2 separate regions of the Homo sapiens genome follow, and region 1 is linked to region 2. A link is an interaction called in ENCODE POLR2A ChIA-PET data of the cell type or tissue named here. Cell type or tissue: GM12878. All regions are shown on one strand. Links, peaks and the distances in the headings refer to the core of each region. The heading gives the core; the rest is flanking DNA.

What was found. Peaks named below come from ENCODE experiments on the same cell type or tissue, not always from the same donor. Only the 100,000 strongest peaks of a DNase experiment are listed, where the experiment ranks them.
Region 1: POLR2A ChIA-PET joins it to region 2 with 5 read pairs; 2 of 35 experiments call an interaction of 5 or more read pairs at or near these places.

The regions. Positions count from the first base shown.
Region 1 is chr4:48,272,385-48,277,766 of GRCh38, reverse strand. All of the region lies in intron 1 of LOC105374445 (a long non-coding RNA gene), which reads right to left. Among named protein-coding and RNA genes, the nearest start is that of TEC, 5.2 kb to the right of the region's middle. In GM12878, for the core only: a CTCF peak has its summit at 2,303 (motif pointing right); a DNase peak (open chromatin) is centred at 2,346; H3K4me3 peaks cover 502 bases.
Region 2 is chr4:48,194,783-48,200,164 of GRCh38, reverse strand. The region is part of intron 2 of TEC (tec protein tyrosine kinase); the gene reads left to right. Among named protein-coding and RNA genes, the nearest start is that of TXK, 63 kb to the right of the region's middle. RefSeq lists enhancers at 2,233-2,402, 3,962-4,011, 4,032-4,081. In GM12878, for the core only: no CTCF peak of the experiment used is centred there; DNase peaks (open chromatin) are centred at 2,552, 3,254 and 5,031; H3K4me3 peaks cover 2,782 bases; H3K27ac peaks cover 4,540 bases.

The sequences.
Region 1 (5,382 bases), core at 144-5,143, 78 kb before region 2:
TGAGGGATATTTTCACTAGATATAGGATTCTAGGCTGGCTGACAGTTATTTTATTTCAGCATTCAAAAAATTCCCTGCCACTTCCTTCTTGTATTTCCTGATGAGAAATATGCTGTCGTTCAAATTGTTTTTTTCCCTATTGGTAAGGTGTTATGTCTCTCTTGCTGCTTTCAAGATTTTTTCTTTATCTTTAGTGTTAAGAAGTTTGACTATGATGTGTCTCAGTGTGGATTTCTTTGTGTTTATCCGGTGTGAGGGTAACTCAACTTCCTAGTGTATAGGTTTATGTCTTTTGCCAAATATGAAGAGTTTTCAGCCATTATTTCTTTGAGTACTTTTTCCAGCCCTGTCCTCTTCCTCTGAGACTCTGAAGACACAAATGGTAGATCTGTTGTTATAGTCCCATAGGACTATTTTTTTTTAAATCGCTGTTGTTCAGATTAGGTAGCTGCTATTGCTCAATTTTCCAGTTCACTGATTCTTTCCTCTGTACCATCTATTCTGCTGAACAGAGGTTTTTTTGTTTTGTTTTGTTTTGTTTTGTTTTGAGATGGAGTCTCGCTCTGTCACCCAGGCTGGAGTGCAGTGTTGCGATCTCAGCTCACTGCAGCCTCCACCTCCCGGGTTCAAGCGATTCTCCTGCCTCAGCCTCCTGAATAGCTGGGACTACAGGCACGAGCCACCACACCTGGCTAATTTTTGTGTTTTTAGTAGAGATGGGGTTTCACCATGTTGGTCAGGATGGTCTCGATCTCCTGACCTCGTGATCCATCCATCGCAGCCTCCCAAAGTGCTGGGATTATAGGCATGAGCCACCGTGCCCGGCCTGAACAGAGTTTTTAATTGTAGTTATTGTACTTTCACTTACAAAATTTCCATTTGGTCTTTTTTTACTTTCTATTTCTTCACTCAAACTTTCAATTTCTTTGCAGAGACTATTTACTTCATTTGTTTCAAGCATGTTTCTAATTGTTCATTGAAGCAGTTTTATGATGATGATTTAAAATCTTTGCCAGATAATTCTAATATCCCTGTCATCTTGGTGTTGGCATCTACTGATTATCTTTTTCATTCAGTTTGAGATCTCCCTGTTTCTTGGTATAGTGAGTTATTTTCAATTAAAACCAGAAAATTTGGCGTATTCTGTTTTTAGATTCTGGATTTTATTTACGCTTTTTGTTTTAGCTGGCTTCTTCTGACACTGTCTTGGCAGGGGAAGGAGGGCATGCAGGTCATCTCCTCTATCTACAGCCAGGTAGGGGTAAAAATCCAGGTTTCCCACTATTCTTCCATTGACACTTGGGGGTGGGGTGCTCTTGATTACTGCTGGATGCGGTTGGGAGTTCCATCCCAATGAATGGATACAAGAAGTTAGGCCTCCACTGGTACCTCCCTGACTGGGAGGAATAGGAATGTCTTGTTACTATTCTCTGTGTGGCCTTTGGTGAAAACATGGGGTAGGGGTGTGTGTGGTCTCAATAACTGGTTTCGTAATCTTGCTTGAATTTATTTTGAAAACTTATTTTGGCTTTAAGTATGTATAAAATGCTAGACACATAAAGAATAAATAAGTAGCTTTATATTTATATATTTAAGTGAATTAAAATGAAAATGTTTGTTTAAAAGGGCTTCCTACTTGATTCAGGTTTGAGAAATACCCACATGAGTGAATGCATGGCTGCACACTCACATCATGAGTCCCTGGAATTGTTCGTACTTCCCTCCAGGTTCTTCCACCTACACAAAAAGACAGAAGGAGCTGGGCCCCTGACACTATGGAACATCATGCCAGCCTGACCCTGATGCTCTCTATTGAAGGCTCTTGTTAGTTTCCTATTGCTGCTGTAATACATTGCCACAAATTTATTGCCTTACAACAATACAAATGTATTCTCTTACTGTTCTGGGGGTCAGAGTCCAAAATCAGTTTCACTGGGGTGAAATCTAGGTGTCTGGTTTCTTTTGGAGGCTCTAGGAGAGAATCTGTTTTCTTGCCTTCACCAGCTTTTAGAAGCTTTCTGCTTTCTTTGGCTCGTGGTCTCTTCCTTCATCTTCAAAGCCAGCAGTGTAGCATCTTCTAATCTCTCTCTTACTCTGACCTCTACTTATCTCATTATACCCTGCCTTCTCCCTCATATAAGGACCCTTGTAACTACATTGGGCTCACCTAGATAGTGCAGAATAATCTCATTTCAAGATCCTTCACTTCATCCCATCTACAAAGACCGTTTTGCAGCATAAGTTATACTCACAGGTTCTAGGGAATTAAGACATGGACATCACTGGGAGGGCCTTATTCAGCCTACCATAAGGGGGTGCTGTTACTTGCAGCTAAATCAAATTCTGAATGATTGACCTTCCACCAGAATGTAAGCTCCCCTACAACAGGGAGTTTTGTCTGGTTTGTTCACCAATGTTTTCTCAGTCTCCTATCGTAGTGATGGGTGCATTTTCATGGCTGCCACCCTCGCAAAGGAGGTAACTTCAAAAAGATCTGGAGATAGAGCACTCCAGGCAGAGGAAACAGCCTGTTCAAGCCCTCAGGCCAGAGAACTCTTTTTATTTATAGGAATAATACTCAATATATCATTTTATTGTGACAGAACAACTCAGCTTTTATAAACTATCAAACTGTTGAGATAATGGACCCCTTTGAAACTCTCTGTCTCTTTTGCTAAGCACAATCTGGTTTTACTTCTACATCTTCTTTTCTGGCTCTAACATCGAAAAAATTTTCAATTACTATCAAACCAACATAAAAACATTATACAAGAAATATATGTATAAACATCATTCATGATTCAAAGATCATTCCCTTTGGCAGCTTTGAAAGGTTAAAAATGTAAACCCTGGAGTTATACTGTTTTATGTTCACATCTGGGCTTTGCCACTCAATAACTATGATTTTGGGCTATTACTTAGACCTTCTCTGCCTTTGTTTCTTCATCTGTAAAATGAAGATAACAATAGTCCACCTCACACAGCTGTGAGAATTAAATGAATTAATCTAATATGCTTAGAAAGGATGCTGGCACATCCCCTCAATAACTGTTAATCATAATTCTTACTTTTCAGTTTTCCTCCACATAATTTGTATTTAGTTGCAATTACAGGTACTCAAAGCATTGTGTTCTACTTTTAAAAATATAATCTTGTTCATAAGTTTTATTTCCTATCTCTTTTTCATTAACATAGGTAATCTTATTTTATTATTTAATTAATTAATTAACTTATTTAGAGACAGGTTCTTGCTCTGTTGCCCAGGTTGGAGTGCAGTGGCACGATCTCAGCTCACTGCAACCCTGCCCTCCTGGGCTCAAGCAATCCTCCTACCTCAGCCTCCCGAATAGCTGGGACTGCAGGTGAGCACCACCAAGCCTGGCTAATATTTGTATTTTTAGTAGAGATGGAGTTTCGCCATGTTGTCCAGGCTGGTCTTGAACTCCAGAGCTCAAAAGATCCACCCGCCTCAGCCTCCCAAAGTGCTGGGATTATAGGTGTGAGCCACCATGCCTGACCAACATAGGTAATTTTAAATGACAGCTTGACATTCCATACTGTTAATATATTTTACTTAAACATTTCCTTATTATTGGACATTTATTTTATTATTATAATGATCTTATAAATATACTTTGCATATGATGCTTTTTATTTCTTTTGAATTATTTATTTAGCATCTCTTCCCAGAAATATGATTATTGATTCTGTGTCCAATATTTGAAACTCCTTCCTTCTATGCAATAGTTCTAAAGAAGCAACTACTTTCAGCACATGATGGAAGGAGAAGCAGACATATCATAGGATCACAATGAAGTCATCTTCATGTAGGAACAGACTCTCCATGGAAGACTGATAAGGTCTGCATTATCGTCATTGTCATCATCATTTATTCATCAACAAATGTATTAATTATCTATGATGGGCCAGTTTCCTTTTCAGTAGGAAGATGGTTACAAAATAAAACCAGTGACTTGCACAAAAGAATGCAAGAAGCTGGCCGGGCATGCTGGCTCATGCCTGTAATCTCAGCACTTTGGGAGGCTGAGGCGGGCGGATCACAAGGTCAGGAGTTCAAGACCAGCCTGGTCAACATGGTAAAACCCCATCTCTACTAAAAATACAAAAATTAGCCAGGCGTGGTGGCAGGCACCTGTAATCCCAGCTACTCAGGAGGCTGAGGCAGGAGAATTGCTTGAACCCAGGAGGCAGAGGTTTCAGTTAGCCGAGATTGTGCCACTGCACTCCAGCCTGGGCAACAGAACAAGACTCTGTCTCAGAAAAAAAAAAAAAAGGCAAGAAGCTATAAATACAAATATATACACACATATATTTTTGCAAACCTTCCAGGTTGATTCTGCATGTCTTCTTCTGTACCATGTGGAATCTACATGTAAGTTAAAAAGAGGCATTTTCGTCTCTCAAGGAACTGAAATTATGTCAACCTGATACTGATCATCTAAACAAATAAACTTTATGGAAGCCATAGCGATATCTTGTAAGAAGGGAGAGTCTTGTCTCCCAAGAAGTTTATATTAATACCTTTTTCTCTGTATCTTGATTTTCTTAAAATAAAGATGGTTTTACTAATATTGTTTGAGTCTTCTTTTTGGAGGCAGGGGGAGAAATCTTTTTAAGTCAACTACTAGATTCCTTCTTTTGACTAGGGACGAATGTAAAAGTTTGAATTATACAGGCCCAAATGTAGTATTCTGTTTTCACCTAAAAAATAAAAATTAAAGAAAGACTAAATCTTTTTTATTAATCCCACCACATTCTGAGTTCAGTTTTTACACCTTTTCCTTAATGTAGTTGAAGTTCCCTAATGGCCTCTTTTTTTTGTCTGTCTCTCTGTCTCTTTCTCAACACCTTGCTGAAAAAAATTGCCATTGTTCTCTATTATGTGATCTATGGATGGTATACCTGTGGCAATTGCCTACTTAAACTGTATGATTGATAGTGTAACAAATGTCTTATTTAGAAAACTATAACTTTATGAAAATTACCCCAACTATTAAGAATTATGTTGGATCTAGGTGTTTTATTTACAGATCTGTTCTCTTTGGCTTTTCTGAGAGTTAGTAGGGACAATACAGACACTTTTCTCTCTTTTAATTTAAACTTTATGAAGAAATTATGTAAGGGTCTGGGTTTTCTGCCTTTTCAAACTTCATAAACATTGAGATCCTCATTACCATTGTCAAGAATATGAGCTACCATCACCTACCAAGAACAGGCAAGGCGAATTGGAAACTGGTTCTTCTAACCATCATAATATCAGTTAATTCCTTAAGGCAGTAGCTCTTACCTTTTTGGGATCAGTCAATATGATAAAAGTTCTAAGTCCTCTCACTTAAAAATATACGTACATAAGCATTTTTC
Region 2 (5,382 bases), core at 237-5,236:
AACTTCTCCCCCTCTTTCAGGTTTCAGCTTAACTATTACTTCCTTGGTATATTTGCTGTGATCTTCCAGATTAGATTAGATTTCCCTGTATAATGTCATTCTGCACTTTTACTTTGTACCACCTATCTCTATTTTATTTTAATACATTATTAATACAATTAGTTTTTCAGTCTCTTTCTCTCATTCTCATTTATAAGCTTCACAAAGCAGGTGAAGGCATCACTTAACCCAGTACTCATCCTCCTTCAGAGGGTTGTTATGGGGATCAGTTGAAATGATACATCTACAACATGCACTAAATAAATTTAAAGCAAAACTGGCATATGGTAAACCTTGAAGAAAAGTTAGTAATATTGCCATGGTTGTTAAGTTTCAAAATATAAAAATCCATTCTTTTTGGCCAGGCATGGTGGCTCATGCCTGTAATCCCAGCACTTTGGGAGGCCGAGGCGGGTGGATCACGAGGTCAGGAGTTCGAGACCACCCTGGCCAGTGTGGTGAAACCTCATTTCTACTAATAAAATACAAAAATTAGACAGGTGTGGTGGTGCGTGCCTGTAGTCCCAGCTACTCGGGACGCTGAGGCAGGAGAATTGCTTGAATCTGGGAGGCGGAGGTTGTAGTGAGCTGAGATCGTGCCTCTGCACTCCAGCCTGGGTAACAGAGTGAGACTTTGTCTCAAAAAAAAAAAAAAAAAAAAAAAAAAAAAGAAAGAAAATCCTTTCTGTAGCCCAGACTGGAGTGCAGTGGTTGTTGAGTGATTGAATGGAATCCAGGTTCAAGGAAAATATGATAGATTTGTTTTGTGTCATGTGAAAGAGATGTAAATGAAAGAGATAAGGAGAGATGTTTGCCTGGGTAGTTTAGAGATACAGATTTAAGACGCAAGTGAGAAGTTGGGGTTAGAGAAGTAAATTTGGAATCATTGGATCTGGTTCATTTAATGCTGTTTATCCTAAAAGGAGGTGGCTTCCTGAGAGGACATGCTGTGGGCTTTGAAGCCAGGCAGATCTGCTCTGAATCTGGATCTGTCATTACCAGCTATGAAATTGGGCAGTTGATGAAACTTTCTAAGTCTCAGTTTCTTCACCTGTAAAAGGAGAAAATACCTGCCCTGCCAGGCCATTTGTATTTAAGCCTCTGGCCGATAGAATATTAGAAACCTTTCTGTCCATTGGCTTCAAAGATGCTTTAAGAATGAAAACATTTCTACCTTAAAAACAGAGACAATGGAAAACATTACTTTCTTTATCATCTCCTTGGTACCTTTGAATATACATTTTGCACAGTGAAAATCAAGACTGGCTTCTGGGATTAGAAACAGAAGGGCTCTGTGGCCTTTTTTAGTTTAGTTTTTTCTTTTTTCTTAAATTTAAATATACTTCTATTGTGTGAAGGAGAGAAAAAAATATATTTTTTCCCCTTGCCTATCTTAGTTTTTCCAGCTGGGGCCTTTTAAATTAGACCACCAAAAGAGAGATTAACAGGAGAAAAGCATAGAATTTTTATTTAGTAATTTTTACATGTACGTGGGAGCCTTCACCAGGAAAATAAAGACCCAGGGAAGTTGTAAGGGTTGAAAGCTTATATATTATGTTGGACAAAGAGTAGTAAATTGGTAAATTGTAAAGATATGACAGGGAAAAGGAGTTGGGGCTATTTTGAGAGCTTCTAGCTAATGGGATTCCAGTACCAGGTTGGCTAGCAACCCTGTCCTGATGGGAAATGCAGGGTAGCTGGACATGAATGTCTACAGTGTCCCTTTCCTGGGGTACTTCTTTAGCCTGGAGGATGGTTTTATGCCTAGTTAGCCCACCTGGAACCTGGGGACTCCCTCACATGGGGAACTTGTTTATCTTATTTATCTGGCAGCCACTGTTGTGGCTCTTGTCTGACCCATGTCCAGCTTACACCTGCCTGACCATCGCCCTGGCGCCGGGAGCCTGACTTGATATTCCCCCCAGGATCCCTGGGAAAGCATGGCCTGAGGCAGCTGCAGCCACTGGTTCTTCAGATGAAAAGTGGAAACTCAATACATCACCAGGTAGGAAATGAGTTCAGAGATTTTTACTTACAGATCTTGGACAGGAAGGGCGGAATGGGCTGGGAGGGCAGTCCTCCATCTCCGGGTTGCATGAGGCAGGAATGGAGTCAGGCAGAGAGAGAAAATGCATGTGGGAATTGGCAGTATATATAAGGGGTAGGGTGTGGGGTCACTTTGAGTTCCTGGGCAAAGGCCTAAATGGTGCTTTTAAGGGAAGCTTCGATAAAGTGGGGAACCCTGTCTGCTAGATAGGAGAGATGCCTTTAAATTCTTATCTCTGGCTGCTGGCCTGAGCCATTTGGGTGTGGTGTGGAACTAGAACTATCAAGGGTGACTGAGCCCTGCTTTGGGTATGAAAAAGTTGAATCTATTCAAAATGGATGCTGAGGCAACATGAAAGTATAAGAATTCACTTCAGGACTAGGACAGTTAATTGTGGAAAAGTAGCAAGATAAGGACTAGTATAACAAGGTTTGTACAGCTTTCCCTCAGCCTCAGCTCCCCATCTCTGGTGATAAGAATGAATGTCTTTCGTCCTCCTGGTATAAGGAGGGCACCTTTTTCATGGGAGTTAATCTCATGCTTTCAAGAAGAACAAGGAAGGTCACAGTGCCCTTCTTGCATGTGCTGTTTTTTTTAAGTGCCTTTAACTCAATCCATATGCCGAAGTAGCATATTTTTGGGTGCTTACCATGTGCCAAACATGGTCTTATATGCTTTTTAAGTATTAACTTTAATCCTGTGAACTGTTTGAGGCAGATACAGTTACTATTCCCATTTTACAGATGATGAAACTAAAGAACAGAGAGGTTGAGTACTTTGCCCAAGGTTGCAGAGTGAGCATGTGGCAGAGCTGGGACCCCAGCCCATGCAGCCTGATTCCCAGAGCTCTGAACCATTGTACTGCACTGCCTCTGGATAGCTTTGTGATATTTTTTGGGCTACCAAATTGTGTGTTTATAGAAGGATCAAACATATATTAATCTTTATATTCACCGGAATATGACTTAGCCGTCAAGACAGCCTGACAAACCGGCAAAATATGTCTTTGTAACATTACTCTTGTGCTTTGAAGAGGAATTTTTGACCAAAGATGCTCCCTGCTATCGTGTGTTAAATGCTGTGAGTTACCAGAGATCAATTGTTCCTAACGTAAAAAGGAAGTGCTAATCTAGTCACTGGCTGGCTCAGTATTGGTTTCATACTGTAAGATAGAACTAAAATAACAGCCTCGAAGGGTAAAAATAGTGGAGTCACATGAAGCATCAACCGTCATTTTAAAAACAGAATTGTAAGACCCATGAGGAAAGGTTAATTTCTTTTTCTGTTTGAAAAGAGTGGATGTTGGTAGACACTGGTCGTTTCTATTACGGCCTCCTGTAATTTTAGAAAACCGATATTTGTCATGACCTGAGGAAACATCTCATTCATGGCTTTTATAAGACATAGTCAAATTCAGCATCAACTCTCAGAAGATCTTTCTTGGAGTCTAGAAGGTAGGTGTGAGGATCGTTTCTTAATCAAAACTAGTGGCTCTCGCTTTTAGGTTTCCTAAGGGCTAGTATGCTTTTCAAAAATAATATTAGTAGCTAAATTGATCAAGCACTTAAACTGTTTGTCAGCGTTCTTCCAAAAGCTTTACATGAATTGACTCTTCGAATTCTTACTGCAATCATATGAAGTTCTGGTGCTATTATTCATCCCATTTAATAGCTAATGAAGTGTAGGCACAGAGAGGTTAAGTAACTTGTTCAAGGAGATACAGTGAGTAAGTAGCAGAGCTGAGATTCAAACTCAGACAGTTGGGCTTCAGACTTTTTGCTTTTAAGCAGTAAGCTCTATTATAGAGGCCTGCTGGTTCTTAGCCCAGGGAGATCTAAGACGTGTAAACCAGAATGCCTGCCCACACTGAGTAGGGATCTTCCCCACTCAGTCTACTAACTTGCATGCCAGTCTCCTCTGGAAACACCATCACAGACACAATCAGAAGGAAAGCTTTACCAGCTCTCTAGGCAGTCCTTCTTCCAGTCAAGTTGATACCTAAAGTTAACCATCACACCTTCCAAGACTGGTTGCTGCATAGGTGCTATAATGTGGTATCTCTGTACCACCAGAAGGGAGGTGAGGCGGGGGTAAGGAAGAGAAAAGCAGACAGATAAAGCTTCTGTTGCAGGTGCTGGTGGGCACTCAGTGAGTGGCGTGGCTATTGGACAGTGGGGATTCTGTATTTTGCACTGTGGGGGCATCTCTCAGAATGGCCAGATATTCTGCAACAGGGATGAATGAGAGTTAGTTTCACTAGAGCAATTGAGAGTTAGTTGCATTAGCAAGAGCAAACTAAGAGGGAACAAATAGTTTAATTATGGCTCCTAGCTGTGATAGCCAGCAAAGAGTACAACATTGCAGCCTAGATTTCTGTATCTTACTCATTTGCCCTTGATCAATTTGTTTAACTCAGTGCCCCATTTACCCAACAGTAAATTGCAGATGCTAAATGACTCATTACTTTGGCAGAGTCACTGGTTCTGTAATTAATTATGGAGCACTTTAAGATTGATGAATGCAAGGAGCTGTGCACACACGACCTGTACGAGCAGTTGTATAAACATCGGGATTGTTGTTGTTTCTAAGGCTTGCTTCCTGTTCTGAGCCCAGTGTGCACTTTACCACAAAGGACAGCAAAAGCTTTATTAGTAGCAATTAAGAAATGTGCCATCTCTGCTTTTACTGGTTTATGATGGGCTCTTTTTCTATTCTCAAAAAAAAAGTTTGTAAGTAGATTCAGTTACAACTTTGATCAGGCTTTAAAAAATATTTGAGAAGTGTTTTTTAACCTTTTATCATAGAATATTTACAACTTACTGAACAGTAGACAGAATAGTACAGTGAACCCCGTGTACCCATTACCCAACCAAGTAACCCTAGTCACACTTCCTCCCACCTCATTATCTATAACAAATCCCTTCTACTCCCATTGTCTTGCAGAAACCACATCATTTCTTCTACAGATGGTTCAGTATTCATCTGCAGAAGTCAGGGAGCCCCCAGCTTAAGCAGAATCTTAGTGCCATCACCACACTCTTAAATATCAACAGAACTTCCTTAATATCATCAAGCACTCAGTCAGTGGAAGAAATTGTTTTAAAAATAATTTTATCTACAGAATGTTCACAGTTGATGGGTTGTATTACAAAAGTTTGCTGTAAGTTGGTTATTTGCAACACCAGTTGAATGAATATTCCTGTAGAAACTGTAGTAAAAGCAGTGATTGGCCCGCATTAAACCCACAAAAACCCATGGAATACATAATGAAGCAATTCTGTGTATTTCTCTTTGAG